2 separate regions of the Homo sapiens genome follow, and region 2 is linked to region 1. Evidence: chromatin loops called from intact Hi-C (ENCODE). Cell type or tissue: PC-9. All regions are shown on one strand. Links, peaks and the distances in the headings refer to the core of each region. The heading gives the core; the rest is flanking DNA.

Region 1 (8,342 bases), core at 59-8,058:
GGCAGAGCTGGGGCTGGAAAGTTTGTCTTTTGATCCCAATGCCATTGCTGTTTCTATGACACCAGACAGCGTTCTCAGGTGGAGGATATCTAGACAACTAGACAACAACTACCTCACACCCTCCCTTTAAAATCAAGAACATTCCTGAATCAAGAATAGTCAAGAGACAAAAATAAATTTTAAAAAATCAAGAACATCATTCTAACAAGGGTCCAGTGGTACATTTGCTAAGGAGGTGCTCTGAGAGCCACCACTGGGCCTCAGAGACCACACACACTGTGGTCAGGTGTTGATACGGGTTGGCTGTGTCCCCACCCAAATCTCATCTTGAATTGTAGCTCCCATAATCCCCACGTGTCATGAGAGGGACAAGGTGGAGATAACTGAATCATGAGGATGGTTTCCTCCATCCTGTTCTCGTAATAGTGAGTGAGTTCTCACGAGATCTGATGGTTTTATAAGAGGTTTCTCCCTTCGCTGGGTACTCATTCTCTCTCCTGCCACCTTGTGAAGAGGTGCCTTCCACCATAATTCCCGAGGCCTCCCCAGCCTGAGAAACTGTGAGTCAATTAAATCTCTTTCCTTTAGAAATTACCCAGTGTTGGGTATTTCTTCATAGCAGCATAAGAACAGACTAATACAGGTGACATGGCAGAGATGGGTTTCCTCCAGAGCGTACACACATTCCAATGGTCATGAGATGAGCCATATTTCAAATGCAATAAAGAGACTTACCACTTCACAACCTCCAAATAATCCTACAAGGAAAAGACAGGATAATTACCAACACTACTATTAATTACTCTCAAGTTTCTTGTTGAGTGAGTTTGCATTCTTGAAGATCAGGCTTCCTTAGGTGAAGCATGCTCATGGCCTCACCATCCTCACCATGGTAAGTGATAATGCCTGCCATACAGTGGACTCCAAAAGATGTTTGTGGAATGAACAAATGAGGTCAATAGGCCACACTACAGAACTCTTTAATTCTCATGTTAAACATGCTGATAGGAAATTATCTGTCCCTAAATCATGGCAGAATAATCACAGTCAGCTATGAGGCAATCCTTTCCAGTTTGGATAGTTTTAAAGAACTTGGTATAAGCATGTATTTCTTTCCATTAAGGTCCTTTGAGAGTGGATCTTATTTGTTTCATTTTCTTGGAGAAAATCTATCCCTGAACTTGAAAAAACAACATTTCAAAGGAAAAAACAAAGACACTGAGTTTGCTAAGAGGTTAAGTACAAGGTTCAGCAGACGTACTACAACACATGCACATGTGAGCACCACTTATTTCAAAGTTAGCCTGTTAGGGAGCTACAAATATATTCCAGTGATACTGGTTTGGGGCAAAAAATGTGCAGAATGCCTTTTTGGAACTATCTTTTTCTCTACAATCAGTTGATGTGATATTAAAAAAAAAAAAAAAAAAAAAAAAACCCTGTCATACTACTTTACAGTCCTGGCTCGTTTTTAACGAAAAATTACTCTAGCCAGTTTAACCACCACCCATGAGGCTGACTTAGTGATGAACAACTCTTGGCCAGTCCCTGACATCAAATCCACCTTCTAAGAATAAATACCACTAGGGTAAAAAAAAAAAAAAAAAAAAAAAATCTTCAGCAGAATGTGCTAAGGGCTCTAAAAGTAAATTCCAAAGAGAGACTTCAAAGATATTTTGAGCAATAGCAACATTATTGGAAGATATGTATAACCTCTCAAAGTGGACTCATACACAATTTGCACAAACTGCAATATAAATCCTTAAATAGCCGAAACATACTTGTAGGCAACAATTCCATTATGTTTTGGTCATCTTTACATTATTCCCCTGGCATAGTGCCTAGTACATAGTAGGGCATGCAGCAAATGTTTTCAAAATTAGATTTTCTATGGGAATAAAGTACAGAATTACCATTAGTCACAGAAGGGCCATTACTCACTAGACTTTTGTCCTAAGGAGAAAATGATGTCTCGTGTTTCCTCATTGTCAAAGGTGGGTTTTATTGCTTTAGGGGCTCTACCTCAAGACAGTAACTGACAGATCTATTTGGTTTTACTGCCTTCTACCTCTACTGGCAAGTAGAAAACTTATCCCTCTGAATGTTGTCTCTTAAAGAAATCTTTATTTTAAAACAACTAAAATGTAAATTGAAGGGATTTCAGAATCTATAAAGAAGCGCTGGCATCTACTACACTTTTAAAAACTGTGAGCAACTGGCCATCAAGACAAAAATTTAAAAATTATACAGGATCTACCTCCATAGAAAAGGTAATGGAATTCCCTTTGAGGATGTGCCTACTATGTATACTTAATACATAGTACCCGCAGTCTTCAGGAAATCCTACAAAAGAGGTATTATCATTCTCATTTCTACAGATAAAGAAACTTGAAGCTTTGAGAAGTTAAATACAGATGTATACGTTTACACATTCCTTAGAGGGCAGAGCTAAGGTTCAAATTTAGGTCTGTTAGAATCCAGGTCTGTCCTTCATCTCTCAACTGTGGAGTTTATTCCAGAAGTCTAAAGCAGAGGGCCCACTGGCCAGCCAAAGGGGGCCTAAAACAGTGATTTGATAAACATGAATGAATTGCCAAAGTTTAGAAATATGAGGTTTTGCATAAAACATGGATTTGTACCTCCATTATATCAAACCTACATCATTCGTGTCTTCATAGGCCCGGCAGTTAATGCTTTTGAGTCTGTGACCTTTGCTATTCCCTGCTGCCTCCCCAACACTTTCTTTTAAAGGAAAAACCAAACCTAATGCTCCACCAGTCCTGTCTTACCTGTATATCCCACAGGAATTTAGAATCATACCATTTTGATGAAGTAAGATACAATCACTGAGATCAAGTACACGACTTTATGGTGAATTTAAGGCCAAAGGGTCACGTGACTTGTTCATGGTCACAAGCTACAGGCCTCGATCCCATACGTCCTTATTCTTGTCTGCTCTGCTACTCAGATTCTCACTGGCAACCAAACATATATATGATTTAATGGCCTGTGAAGTAGGGTAACACCATTCTTCCACAATTCCCTTTGAAATGACTATCATGAGCTTGCATTTCTGATGAACATGCTGGAACTGCTAAGACTTCACATCTATTTTCTTTCATTTGCCAAAAGTCCCCTATAAATAAATCACTCAGCTTCCACATATCCTCTCCTTGGTCTCCCATTCCTGTTCTGCCAGGAGCTGCCAGCAGTAGCTGTGGTTGAATACTGAAGGGGAAAAGAAGCTACAAAGGAAGCCCCAGTGGAGCATCTTTGACTTCTAACCCATAGGCCAGGGGATCGGGAAGACGCATACCAGTGAGTGACTCATAGGTCACACATACCAGTGGGTGACTCAAGCCACTACCCTTTGGAGTAGACACAATTTTTATTTTCATTTCGGATGTTCGTCAGAGGAAATCAGTTTGAATCATTTTCAATTATGTAAATACTAAAGCATATTTCAACCACATAAGATGGTAAAATTTTCTCCTCCTTTCTCTCAAAGGTACTAAGTTTATCAAATTAAATGATAAAACTTCCTCTCCCAGACTAGGAAAATACACCAAAAAATAGCTTGCCAATTGAAAATTATTTTTAGAGGTGTTTGGAGTATATGCATTATCAAACATAGTTCCTATTTTAAAAAAAAAAGCAAAACACAACATTGTACTTATTCCAATGTTTCTATATGTGACTGAAGCCAGAAACTGTATTTGTCAAAATATCATTCTTTTGAGGAAAGTGATCAAATTAATAACGAGTTGTGCCTGAAGAGGTTTTGGAATCTCAAAGTAAGCAGGCTCTGTACTTTTCTAATTAATGAAGAACAGACAGCTCTTTATTAAGAAGAATCGACTTTTTATTTATACCAAAGTGGTGTTTCTTTGACATTTGTTTTTATTTCATTGCTGACCTACTTTCTTTCTGACAGTCTTGAATGAATATCTATTCTTATGTCCTTTAACCGTCTTGCAAGGTAGCCAGGCCAACTGGCTTTCCCCCTGGACAGTAAATCACTCTGGGACTCTGTGTTCTAATATCAACTCGGCCAGAGATTTGCCACGTGTGCTTTATCAGACTCTCCATCTCTTCTGCTTGACTTCAGACATCTGCAAAGCTGAAAAACAGCTCTGACACAGAACAAAGGGTTTTAAGGTGCTCTGAAAGCCCACAGAGGGCCAAACCATGACAGCTGTGGATTAGCACGTGCTCACTTCATTCTGCTGGTGCTTGGAGACTGCACAGTGGTTAGAAGAGGAAAGGCTCAGGGGTCAGACGGCCTGGGTTTAGAGCCCAGCTCTGCCATTTATTAACCGTGCAACCTTGGGCAACTCACTTAACCTCTCTGTGCTGCGGCCACCTCAGCTATAAAATGGGACATTGAGAGTTAAACATGATTAGATATTCAAAAGACTTAGTGCAGTGCCTGTCATACCATAAAACTTAGTAAATATCAGCAGTATTTATTATTTTTCCATTTTTGATGCCCTCACTGACATGCCCTGAGTGTGAGTAAAATTTTGTCATTCAGCTTGACTATATTTAGCGCCTCGATTCTTGAAGGAAACAACGTCAGAACCATTAGTATAATTTCCTAAGATCTAGTCAGACATCTCTAGGGCATAAATTGTTACGTGGGACCAGCCATGAAGTACCGCACTGCAGGTGTTTTGGAAAGTCGCACTAAATCTAAGCAGAGGATGTGAACCCCGTGCACCCTGCAGCAAGAGTTTGGCGAGGTGGCTTGCTACTCACTCTCTTCCCTGACTGATGTCTGGTTCTGACATCCAGAGCATGACACATGACAGATGACAGCGACACATCTGCACATGCCCACCAGCACACCCAGGTTTTACAAAAGCCAATGTCATTTTTTCAGTAAGTAAACAAAATAGTGGCACAAGGGATGTGCAGAATTTCACTTGTTCATTTGCTTTGACATTTTTAGGGAATTTCTTGTGATAGTCCTAAAAATATTTTACAAACACATGAAAAATGAAATTAGCCATTTTTCTCAGGCTTCGACTTCTAACAAAAAAGATTATCAAATATAAGCTTTTGAAGAACAAGCATAAATAAATGTTATTTTATGGCTTAAAGTTACAATTTATAGGCTTTTACTCTTTTCTGAATATGAAGAAAGTTGCCACACATTTTGCTTTTATCACTGCTTGCCTTTGATGAAATCTTTGTAATTGTTACAGTAACAACCATACCTTGCATCTTTCTCACATGCAAAAAACACAAATGCTACTCCACTTGATCTATCTTAATTTACTCATTGTTTAAAATTTATCCATAAACAAAATTAAAAATAAAAAAACTTAAAAATTATAAAATCAGAGGACTACTCCTGGGAGCCAGCATAAAATAAAACAAAAGAGCTCAGATTTTGGACACAGGCAGACCTGGATTTGTGGGTGAGAAACTTAGTCCCTTCTCTGCTTTGATTTCCTCATCTGTAAAATAATAATAATAATAATAATAATAATAATAATAATAATAATAATACCTATACCTGTAACTTGGAAGGCTGATGGTACCAGGACAGTCCCTGGGGGAAAATGTGGCCCAGCAAATGATTTCTTAAGAAATAGAAGGAAAGTAAAAAGGAAAGGAAAGAGGCAAAAAAGGAGGGAGTAGCAGTGACTCTCCCCAGGCTATACAAATTGGGTTATAACCCAGGCCTTCTGCCAAAATTCTGCCTCTCAAATAGAACACTTGACTGTTTTTATTATGTGAATTTTCCATACATAACAAAGTAGAGGAAAGTGTAAAGAACCCCCAAAAACCTATCACCAAGCTTCAACAATTATTATATTTTACCATTCTGATTTCACGTATTTCCCTATACACATACTTTTTTTCTTTTGAAGGAGTATTTTTTAAAGAGTCTTAGGCCTCATATTAATTCATTAATAAGTGCTTCTAAATAGATAAGGACTTTTAAAACTCACAATACCACCAACTCAATAAAATTACCAGTAATTCCTTAGTAACATGTAATAAACAGAGTATGTTTTATTTTTGCCTGTTTAAAAAAAAAGGCATTTTTTTAGTTAGTCAGTTGTTCAAATCAAGTTCCAAACAAGATTCATACCTGCATTTGGTTTACAGGTCCCTTAAGTCTTTTTTTTTTTTTTTTCCTGAGACGGAGTCTCGCTGTTGCCCAGGTTGGAGTGCAGTGGCGTGATCTCAGCTCACTGCAGGCTCCATCTCCCACCCTTAAGTCTTTTTGTTTTTTTTAATTATACTTTAAGTTTTAAGGTACATGTGCACAATGTGCAGGTTTGTTACATATGTTTACATGTGCCATGTTGGTGTGCTGCACCCATTAACTCCTCATTTAGCATTAAGTGTATCTCCTAATGCTATCCCTCCCCCCTCCCCCAACCCCACAACAGTCCCCGGTGTGTGATGTTCCCCTTCCTGTGTCCATGTGTTCTCATTGTTCAATTCCCACCTATGAGTGAGAACATGCAGTGTTTGGTTTTTTGTCCTTGCGATAGTTTGCTGAGAATGCTGGTTTCCAGTTTCATCCATGTCCCTACAAAGGACATGAACTCATCATTTTTATGGCTGCATAGTATTCCATGGTGTATATGTGCCACATTTTCTTAATCCAGTCTATCATTGTTGGATATTTGGGTTGGTTCCAAGTCTTTGCTATTGTGAATAGTGCCGCTATAAACATACGTGTGCATGTGTCTTTATAGCAGCATGATTTATAATCCTTTGGGTATATACCCAGTAATGGGATGGCTGGGTCAAATGGTATTTCTAGTTCTAGATCCCTGAGGAATCGCCACACTGATTTCCACAATGGTTGAACTAGTTTACAGTACTTAACAGTTCCCCATCTCTACTTTTTTCTCGTAGCATTTATATACTGAAAACAAAAATGGGTCATTTGTTTTGTAGAACTTCCTACATTCAGGCATTGGCTGATCTGTACCCTTGTAGTGGTGTTTAGCATGTTCCTCTGTCTCCCGTATTTCCTATAACCTGGTATTAATAGTTAGATGTGCATGTTTGATGAGCTTCTGGTTCAGCCTCGTTGAGGGAGGGGATGTGGGTAAGAATACTTCACAGGTGGTGCTGTTTCTTTTCTATCAGATCACATTGGAGGAGCATAACTAACGTTCGGCTGTTCCACTTTTAGTGATATGGAGACTGATCCGTGGGTTCAAGTGTTGTCAGCCTGATTCTCTGTTAGAAAGCACCAATTTTACCTGATTTTATCATTCATTAATGGTTGTTGCTTAGCTCCATTACTTCATTAGATGCTACAAAACTGTAGGTTTTTAAAACTTTTCTAGCACCCTTCTGCATTTATTAGCTGTAATTCTCTATAAAGTAAATAGGAAAGCAGGGGTGGATGTGAGATCTCCTTTTTAAATCCATTTTCAGAACAATGACTTGGTGCCCTAACAATCTCAGAAGTGACAAATGCGGGATTTTTTTGTCTTATTGTCTTGTGTCTTTAGAATTTTGTCATAAACTCATGGACTTTTATATATTTTTATATATTTCAATCCTTTTGATGCTCAAACTGTCTCATCTTTGCCCTCTGGGGGATCCCCTCAGGTTGGCTTCTGAATCATTCTGACATGATCCCAGCAGTCTCTTTGATGGCTTTGCTCTAGATGGTTCAAAGAGAACCTTTAAAAAAAAGTAACCAAGAGGCTGGGCACGGTGGCTCACACTTGTAATCCCAGCACTTTGGGAGGCTGAGGCGGGTGGATTACTTGAAGTCAGGAGTTCGAGACCAGCCTGGCCAATATAGCAAAACCGTGTCTCTACTAAAAATACAAAAAAAAAAAAAAATAGCTGGGCATGGTGGCATGTGCCTGTAATCCCAGCTATGCAGGAGGCTGAGGCTGAGATATGAGAATCACTTGAACCTAGGAGGCAGGGGTTGCAGTGAGCCAAGATCACACCACTGCACTCCAGCCTGGGCAACAGAAGGAAGAGACTCTGTCTCAAAAAAAAAAAAAAGGTAATCAAGAACGTCTTTATGTGTTGTTTATCATTTTGATATTCCATTTTCCTTGTTTCACAGCAATTACACACTGTGGCTCTTCAATAACATCTACTGGCATGTGTTTGTTTATGTGCCTTACAATATAATTTAAACCAAAAAAATGCAATCCTGTTGAAAACACTAGATGTGACAGGCATGGGAATCAGGGAGTCCAGTGAAAAGAGCCAGGCTTTGAAGTTAGTCAGACCTTGATCTGAATCCCAGCCCATCATTTACCGACTGTGTAACTTCAGGTTTGTCATTAAATCTTCCTGTGCCTCGGTTTTCTCATCTGTAAATGGGATTGATAACAGTA
Region 2 (8,297 bases), core at 298-8,297, 160 kb after region 1:
GTGTGGTATTGGCTCCAGGATAGACATATAGATCAACAGCATGTAATTCAGAGTTAGAAGTAAACCATACTTACAGTCAATTGATTTTTGACAAGAGTGTCAAAACAATTCAGTTGGGGGAGAATAATTTATCCAACAGATGGTACTGGAACAATTGGATAGCCTACTGAATAAAGTAGGACCCCTATCTCACACCATCTACAAAAATTAAATCAAACTAGATCAAAGACATCTTAAATGTATGAGCTAAAACTATAAAACTCTTAGAAGAAAAGATAGGTGAAACTCTCAGAAAAGATAGGTGAAATCTTTCTGACTTTCAGTTAAGCAATGGCTTCTTAGATCTAACATGAAAAGCACAGCAACAAAAGGAAAAATAGATACACTGAACTTCACCAAAATTAAAAACTTCTGTGCTTCAAAGTACACCATCAAGAAAGTGGAAAGACAGCCAGCCCGCAGAATAAGAGATAATATTTACAAATCACATATCTTATAAAGGAATTGTAACTACAATGTATAAAGAATGCCTACAACTCAATAATTTAAAAGACTAATAACCCAACTAAAAATTGCCAAGGACTTGAATGATCTTCCCAGGAAGATACATAAATGGCCAATAAATACATGGAAAGATACTTAACATAATTGTCTATCAAGAAAATGCAAATCAAAGCCACAATGAGATGCCACATAAAAAAGATAGCTAATAATAAGTGCGGACAAGGATGTGGAGAATCTAGAATAACACTGGTACACTGTTAATGGGAATGTAAAATGGTGCAGCATCTTTGAAAGAAAAAAGTCTAGAAGTTTCCCCAAAAGGTTAAACATAGAGTTACCATTTGACCCAGAAATTCTATTCCTAGGCATGTACTTAAGAGAAAAACAAACACATATGTCCATATAAAAACTTGTACACAAATCTTCATAGCAGCATTATACACAATAGCCAAAAAGGTAGAAACAACCCAAATGTCCATCAACTGATGACCATATAAATAAAATGTGGTATATTAATGCCATGGAATACTATTGGCCATAAAAAGGAATGAAGTGCTAACTAATACATCCTATAATATGAATGAAACTTGAAAATATTATTCTAAGTGAAAGAAGCCAGATACGAAAGGCTGTGTATTGTATGGTTTCATTTATTATGAAATGTCCAGAATAGGCAAATCTTTAGAGGCAAAAATAGGTAAGTGATTGCCTAGGGATGGGAGGAGGTTAGAGTTAGAGGGAAATCGAATGACTCCTAATGGATATGAGGTTACTTCTTGGGGTGATGAAAATGTTATAAAACTTATTATTATGGTTATACAAGTCTATGAAATACTAAAAATCATTGAATTGTATACTTTAAATGGGTGACTTGTATGGTATGTAAAGTATATCTCAATAAAGCTGTTATTTTAAAAATATAGAAAAAAATCTACAGAGAAAATTATTGAATAATAATTAACTTTGGTTAATTACCATTAACCAGAGATTACAGATGGTTTTTAGTTCTTCTTTGTATAGTTCTGCATTTCCTAAATTCTCTATTACCATATAATGTTATGTTATCAGAGAGTTATAAATATTTCAAAATAATTATTTACTCATTCAACAAATACTTTGTAAACACTTTCCAGGAGATAAGCACTGAGATTCAGAAAATAATGTAAGTCCCTCCTTGTGTTAGGCCATTCTCGCATTACTATAAAGGAATACCTGAGACTGGGTAATTTATAAAGAAATGAGGTTTAGTTGGCTCACAGTTCTGCAGGCTGTACAGGAATCATAGTGCCAGCATCAGCTTCAGGGGAGGCCTCAAGAAGCCTACAATCATGGTGGAAAGCAAAGGGGAATAGGCATCTCACAAGGCGGGAGGAGGAGCAAGACTGGGGAGGTGCCACACATTTATAAATGACCTGATCTTGTGAGAACTCACTATCACCAGTGCAGCCGCAAACCATGAGGGATCCACCCCATGACCCAAACACCTCCCACCAGACCTCATCTCCAACATTGGAGATTACCATTCAACATGAGATTTGGTGGGGACATATATTCAAACTATATCAACAAGCATGGCACCAACATCTGCTCAGCTTCTAGTGAGGGCCTCAGGAAGCTTACAGTCATGATGGAAGGTCAAGTGGGAGCAAGGTGAGGGTGTTGTGCCACACTTTTTTAAACAACCAGACCCTGTGTGAACTCAGAATAAGAACTTACTTATCACCAAGAAGATGTGCTAACCGCTTAATGAAGGATACGCCCTCATGATCCAATTGCCTCCCATCAGGCCCCACCTCCAACATTGGGAATCACATTTCAACATGAGATTTGGAGGGGATAAACATCCAAACCATATCACTCCTCTCATAAACCTCAAAAAGTAAGGCAGATGACATGAAGGTTTAGAGAGTGCTGTAACACAGTTGCATACAAGGTACAGTGGTGGATGAAAAGTTCTGGTGCTATTTGGAAAGGTAAGAAGGCTGTAGGGGGGTTAAAACAAAAAAAGCTTGAGTTGAGTCTTGAAGGATACGTAGGGGTTCTCCAGGTGGATGAGGTGGAGAAGGGCATTCTGGGAAGAGAACAGTATGTTCAGAGGCTCTGATGTAAAGTATCCTGACCTGCTTGGTAATTGTGTGATTCGTTAGGTATGTCTGGATTTTAAAGCCTGTTGGGAGGTTGCAGTGGGGGTAGAGGGAGGCCAGCAAGATAAGGCTAGTAGGGTGAGCTGTGCTAAGGGGGGAGGACTGAGCACATTCAGCAAAGGTAGCGTTCTATTGCATTTATGGCTGCATTCAGCAGAGACCAGACATTACCTTAAGAAGCCTTCAAGGAGTACATTGTTAAGAGAGAACGGCATCTGTGGGATAAATAGAAAGAGGCTCATTTTACTTTAACTACACCCCAGAAAGATCTAAGCAATGATCTCAGGCTGGAAAGAACCAAACCTTTGGCAGAACCGTCTAAAACCCAGGCGCTGAGGATTTGCCGTGGTGTCCACCTTGGGTCCCAATTGCTTCTGTTGTTGCTTTTATCAGGCCTTTTTCTCATGGTTACTGAGCACCCAGTATTTGCAGGCCTGCTTTAAAATAACAAGATAGAGTATCACCACTACCTCAGTTAGTCTCATTATTGAGGGATTTCAGATACAGGGTTCTGACGCAGAGCAACTGAAGGTAGCAAAGCAAACAACACAATGTGCTAAGAGAGCAGTTTCCCTTTTACAAAATAGTAATGATATGGAATTATTTTCACCAAGTAATTCTCTTTTTTTTTTTTTTTTTTTTTGAGATGGTCTCACCCTGTTGCCCAGGCTGGAGTGCAGTGGCGTGATCTCAGCTCATTGCAACCTCCGCCTCCCAGGTTCAAGCAATTCTCCTGCCTCAGCCTCCCGAGTAGCTAAGATTACAGGCACGTGCCACCACACCCAGCTAATTTTTGTGTTTTTAGTAGAGACTGGGTTTCACCATGTTGGCCAGGCTGGTCTCAAACTCCTGACCTCTGGTGATCCACTCGCCTGGGCCTCCCAAAGTGCTGAGATTACAAATGTGAGCCACCGCGCCCGGCCCTCAATAAATTCGTAAGCTTTGAAGGGCTGAATCCTGAGTTTGACAATTTTGGCTAAACCTGGGACTTGGTTAAAGACTAAGTAACTGTACCTTTATTTCAATTGCATGAACTAGAAAACTACAAAACAAGTGAAGACATGCACTGAGAAAGTGGAGTATACTATGACGGTAAATAGAAACTTTTTTTAGCATTTTAATGACAGAGAGAGATTGTGTGTGTATGACACATCAACAACAAATAAATAAAAGAACTGGTGAGGATAGATGAGTCACTGAGAATGTTTAAAACTATTTGGCTCCCCCAGGAGATGACCAGATAGTCAGTGAATGATTCAGCATGGGAAATAACCAGTAAGAGCAAATGCGAATGCTAAAGGGATATGAAAGAAATCTCAGAGATGGGGAAAACACTGGGGTCTTCACTTGCCACTGAGAGTTTTAAAAAGATTATCTCAGGGGATTAGTAAAAGGCAGGGCTTCAACCTGCTTGTTCTAAAGGTAGCTCATAAGGTATAGTCGAGAAAGAACAGGAAGAAGCATTAGTCACTATATTTAGCTATTAACCCAAGAAGATTGTTTCCACAAAGAAACCTCTTGTTAGGTCTTGTTTTAGGGTTCTATCTTTAGTATGAAATCAGAAACAACTTTGCCCACACAGTGGCATACTGTGTACTTCTACTTATTTTACCCTGCCCCCAACTTAATGGGAGCAACTTAATGGGTTCCAGCAATTTCTGATGCCTGCAGCATTCATGTATCACACTCTGTTCTGCTCTTATAAAACAGTGCCTTCCAGAGTGACTTGGGTGATGAGTATTGTCTTAGTCTGTTTGTGCTGCTATAACAAAACACCTAAGAACTGGTAATTAACACATAATAGATTTTTTTTTTTTTTTAGATGGAGTCTCTCTCTGTTGCCAGGCTGAGTGCAGTGGTGCAATCTCGGCTCACTACAACCTCCGCCTCCCGGATTCAAGTGATTCTCCTGCCTCAGCCTCCCTAGTAGCTGGGACTACAGGTGCCTGCCACCACACCTGGCTAATTTTTTGTATTTTAAGTAGAGACAAGGTTTCACCATGTTGGTCAGGATGATCTCAATCTCTTGACCTCGTGATCCACCCGCCTTGGCCTCCCAGAGTGCTGGGATTACAGGCGTGAGCCACTGCGCTTGGCCAGAAATGTATTTTTCATAGTTCTGGAAGCTGGGAAGTCCAAAGTCAAAGCGCTGGCAGGTTTCGTGTCTGGTGAGGGCCTAGTCTTTGCTTTCAAGATGGCACCTTGACCTCTGTGTCCTCATGTGGTGGAAGGGATGGAAGGATAACAAGGGACAAACACTAGTTTCCTCCAGACCTTTTACAAGGCGGCTAATCCCATTCATGAGGCTTTCACTCTCATGACTTAATTACCTCCTAAAGACCCCACCTATTAATATTCGTGATTAAGACCAGGCGCAGTGGCTCAGGCTGGGTGGGGTGGCTCACACCTGTAATCCCAGCACTTTGGGAGGCTGACGTGGGTGATCACCTGAGGTCAGGAGTTCAAGACCAGCCGGGCCAACAAGACAAAACCCTGTCTTTACTAAAAATACAAAAATTAGCTGGACATGGTGGTGTGTGCCTGTAATCCCAGCTATTTGGGAGGCTGAGGCAGGAGAATCGCTTGAGCTCGGGAGGCGGAGGTTGCAGTGAGCTGAGATCGCGATTGCACTCCTGCGTGGGCAGCAGAGCGAGACCCTGTCTCAAAAAAAAAAAAATTCATGATTAAATGTCAACTTGTGAATTTTAGAGGATGCATTTAGACCACAGCTAGTACCTAGAGGGTAGTGCCCATGTCTCTATACAGCATTTTAAATGGCATCTTACATGTTCACCCAGAGACACCATAAATATTGGTTGGTGCTTGTGTAAGTCCGTTTTCACACTGCTATAAAGAACTTCCCGGTGCAGCACACCAGCATGGCACATGTATACATATGTAACTAACCTGCACATTGTGCACATGTACCCTAAAACGTAAAGTATAATAATAATAAATTAAAAAATAATGATAATAAATAAATAAATAAAAAGAACTTCCCTGAGACTGGGTAATTTATAAAGGAAAGAGGTTTAATTGATTCACAGTTCCACATGGCTAGGGAGGCCTCAGGAAACTTATAATCATGGCTGCAGGTGAAGGGGAAGCAAGGCACGTCTTACATGGCAGCAGGAGAAAGGAGTGAGTGAGAGGAGGAAAACTTCTTGGCACTTAAACCATCAGATCTCGTGAGAACTCCCTCACTATCACGAGACCAGCCTGGGAGAAGCTGCCCCCATGATCCAATTGCTTCCCACCAGGCCCTTCCCTGACATTTGGGGGTTACAATTCGAGATGAGACTTGGGTGGGGACAAAGAGCCAAATGCTATCAGTGCTGCAGGTTATCCAGGCAAGAGTAAATATCCTTGTTGAATTTCAAACTCTAAACAGCAAAGTTATCATGCTACTTTGAACCTAAAATGGATTCCTTTTTTAAGAACTGAAAGTGATTTTTTTATTTTAAAAAATCCACCTAAACTAGTCATGGCTCAAACCTTCCATAAGTTTATAGGGCTGAATCCTGAACTTGACATACAGATTCCATTATCCAGTTGCCCTCAGTTAGGTAAATAGGTGGAGGAAGCTGGGTGTGTGTGCTTGAGCGATTTCTGAGTGAGATGTGCCTGGCAGTCTTGGCCTGTTCACTACCCCTTGCCTCATCCCTCTTATAGGCACATCCTGCCTTCCCACTTAAGGGCAGGAAGTGTGAGACCAGCTTTCCTAGGCTTTCTTCCAACCAGAGTATTGGCATAGAAGCCAGTCTTGGCCAATTGTGAGCTCAGGAGACACTCAGCTAGGGTTTTTTTGTTTTGTTTTAAAGGTTTCCTTTATAAGGAAAAGAGACCAGTAAAAAGACATCTCTTCTTCACTGGTCGTGTATCTGCATGTGACATGTGTGAGCCTTTGGAGGCATCAGTAGGTATGAGTGCAGCATCATAGCTGACATGCCAATGATGTCAGAGAGGACAGGTGGAAGACATTAACAGTAAAGGAGCAAGAGTCTCCGACAACACTTTTGTGCCTCTGTATGAAACCTGGAACTACCCTACCTCAGACCTCTTAATTGAGATATAAATTCTTAGTTGAAGCGACTATTAGTTGGGTCTTCTATCACTCACCACTGACATCATCCCCACAGAATCAGGGCACACTACCAAGGTGCATTCCTTATCTAAAGAAATCAGCAGCCCTCAGCTCCTGTGGGTTGCTGTCAGATAAGGATTTTACAAGAAGAGCCAGAAATCAAGATTTTTGTATAAAACTCCAGAGTTTTAAATGTTGGCTCAAACTAAAGAAAATTGTGCAGGCCAAACAAAACATATCTGCAGGCCAAGTTCAACCTACAGGCTGACAATTTTCAGCCTCAATCTAAGTAAGAGTTGTTGTAAGAACTAAATTAAATGAGTTTAAAATAAGATCAGTAATAATAATAGCAAGTACTCACATCACACTTAATATGTGTCAGGCACTATTCTGCTCGCTTCACCACTTTGGTGTTCATATGTTAACTGATTTAAGTCTCAGAACAACCTTATGAGGGAGGTGTAATTACTACCTCTATGTTACAGATAAAGAAAGTAAGGATAAGAGGTGTTAAGTAGGCTGGGCATGGCAGCTCATGCTTATAGTCCTAGCACTCACTTTGGAAGGCCAAGGTGGGAGGATTGCTTGAGGCCAGGGGTTCAAGACCAGCCTGAACAGCATAGTGAGACTCCATCTCTACAAAAAAAAAATTTTTTTTTAATTAGCTGGGCATGATGGTGTGTGCTTGTGGTCCCAGGTACTGGGGAGACTAAGGCAGGAGGATCTCTTAAGCCTGACCGTTCGAGGCTGCAGTGAGCTATGATTGTTCCACTGTGCCTGGGTGATAGAGTGAGACTCTGTCTCAAAAAAAGGAGAGAGAGAAGTTAAGTAACCTTGTTCTGGTCATACAGTCATGAAGAAGTGGGGCAGGGATTTGAACCTAGACCCAGGCAATCTGGATTCAGATTTCACCTCTCTTAATCAATGCATTATGCTTGCAGTACAAGCTTCTGATCCATGATAGACAGTCTGTGTAATTTCCCTTCCCAACATCCCCTCAGGTGCTTTGAGGCAACTTCAGAAACAGAACTGGGGATTTTCTGATGCTAAAGAAAGACAGTTTGGTATTTTAAATACTAACAAAAGTTGTCATTTCAATTAGGTATCTCAAAAACTACTGTGATGTCTAGATAGGTGATCAGTATAATGATACATGGAATCTATATAGTCTTGACTAGGAGTTGGAACAGTCACGAGGACGTATATGCTCAGCTCTTGGTCGCCAAAGGACAAGAGTTGCACTGAAGATGGTGAAATGTTACATCTTCAGAGAAGACCACCAACCTCCCATCATGACTGCAGCTCTCCTCACCTGGGCTCCCAAGTAGTGCAGACTTGGATAGATGGATATGGCTGGACGAATGGATAGATGAATGAGTGGGCTTCCCAAAGGTATCCATCTATCTGCATATACCAGGAGACACTGTTATTTTGACTCTTCCATTACAAGATGAATTACAAAATAGAGTGTCAAAGTTAAACTTATCTGGTGTAGTTAACAATTGTAGTGTTTAATCAAATCTTCACTAAGCATTCCCTAAAAAAGAGCTTAGTGAAGGAAATTG

The links. Hi-C counts contacts between places; a loop is a spot of excess contacts. Peaks named below come from ENCODE experiments on the same cell type or tissue, not always from the same donor. Only the 100,000 strongest peaks of a DNase experiment are listed, where the experiment ranks them.
Region 2: a loop joins it to region 1, with 18 times the contacts of the local background. A loop is called at or near these places in 1 of 110 quality-filtered maps.

Annotation. Positions count from the first base shown.
Region 1 is chr12:93,780,401-93,788,742 of GRCh38, reverse strand. All of the region lies in intron 2 of CRADD (CARD and death domain containing adaptor protein), which reads right to left. Among named protein-coding and RNA genes, the nearest start is that of CRADD-AS1, 47 kb to the right of the region's middle. RefSeq lists enhancers at 2,467-3,666, 3,679-4,178 and a silencer at 3,996-4,290. In PC-9, for the core only: no CTCF peak of the experiment used is centred there; DNase peaks (open chromatin) are centred at 2,822, 3,332 and 4,112; H3K4me3 peaks cover 1,634 bases; H3K27ac peaks cover 4,217 bases.
Region 2 is chr12:93,620,740-93,629,036 of GRCh38, reverse strand. It overlaps a transcript of SOCS2 not described here. Among named protein-coding and RNA genes, the nearest start is that of SOCS2, 52 kb to the right of the region's middle. RefSeq lists an enhancer at 3,284-4,483. In PC-9, for the core only: no CTCF peak of the experiment used is centred there; DNase peaks (open chromatin) are centred at 3,816 and 4,216; H3K27ac peaks cover 2,358 bases.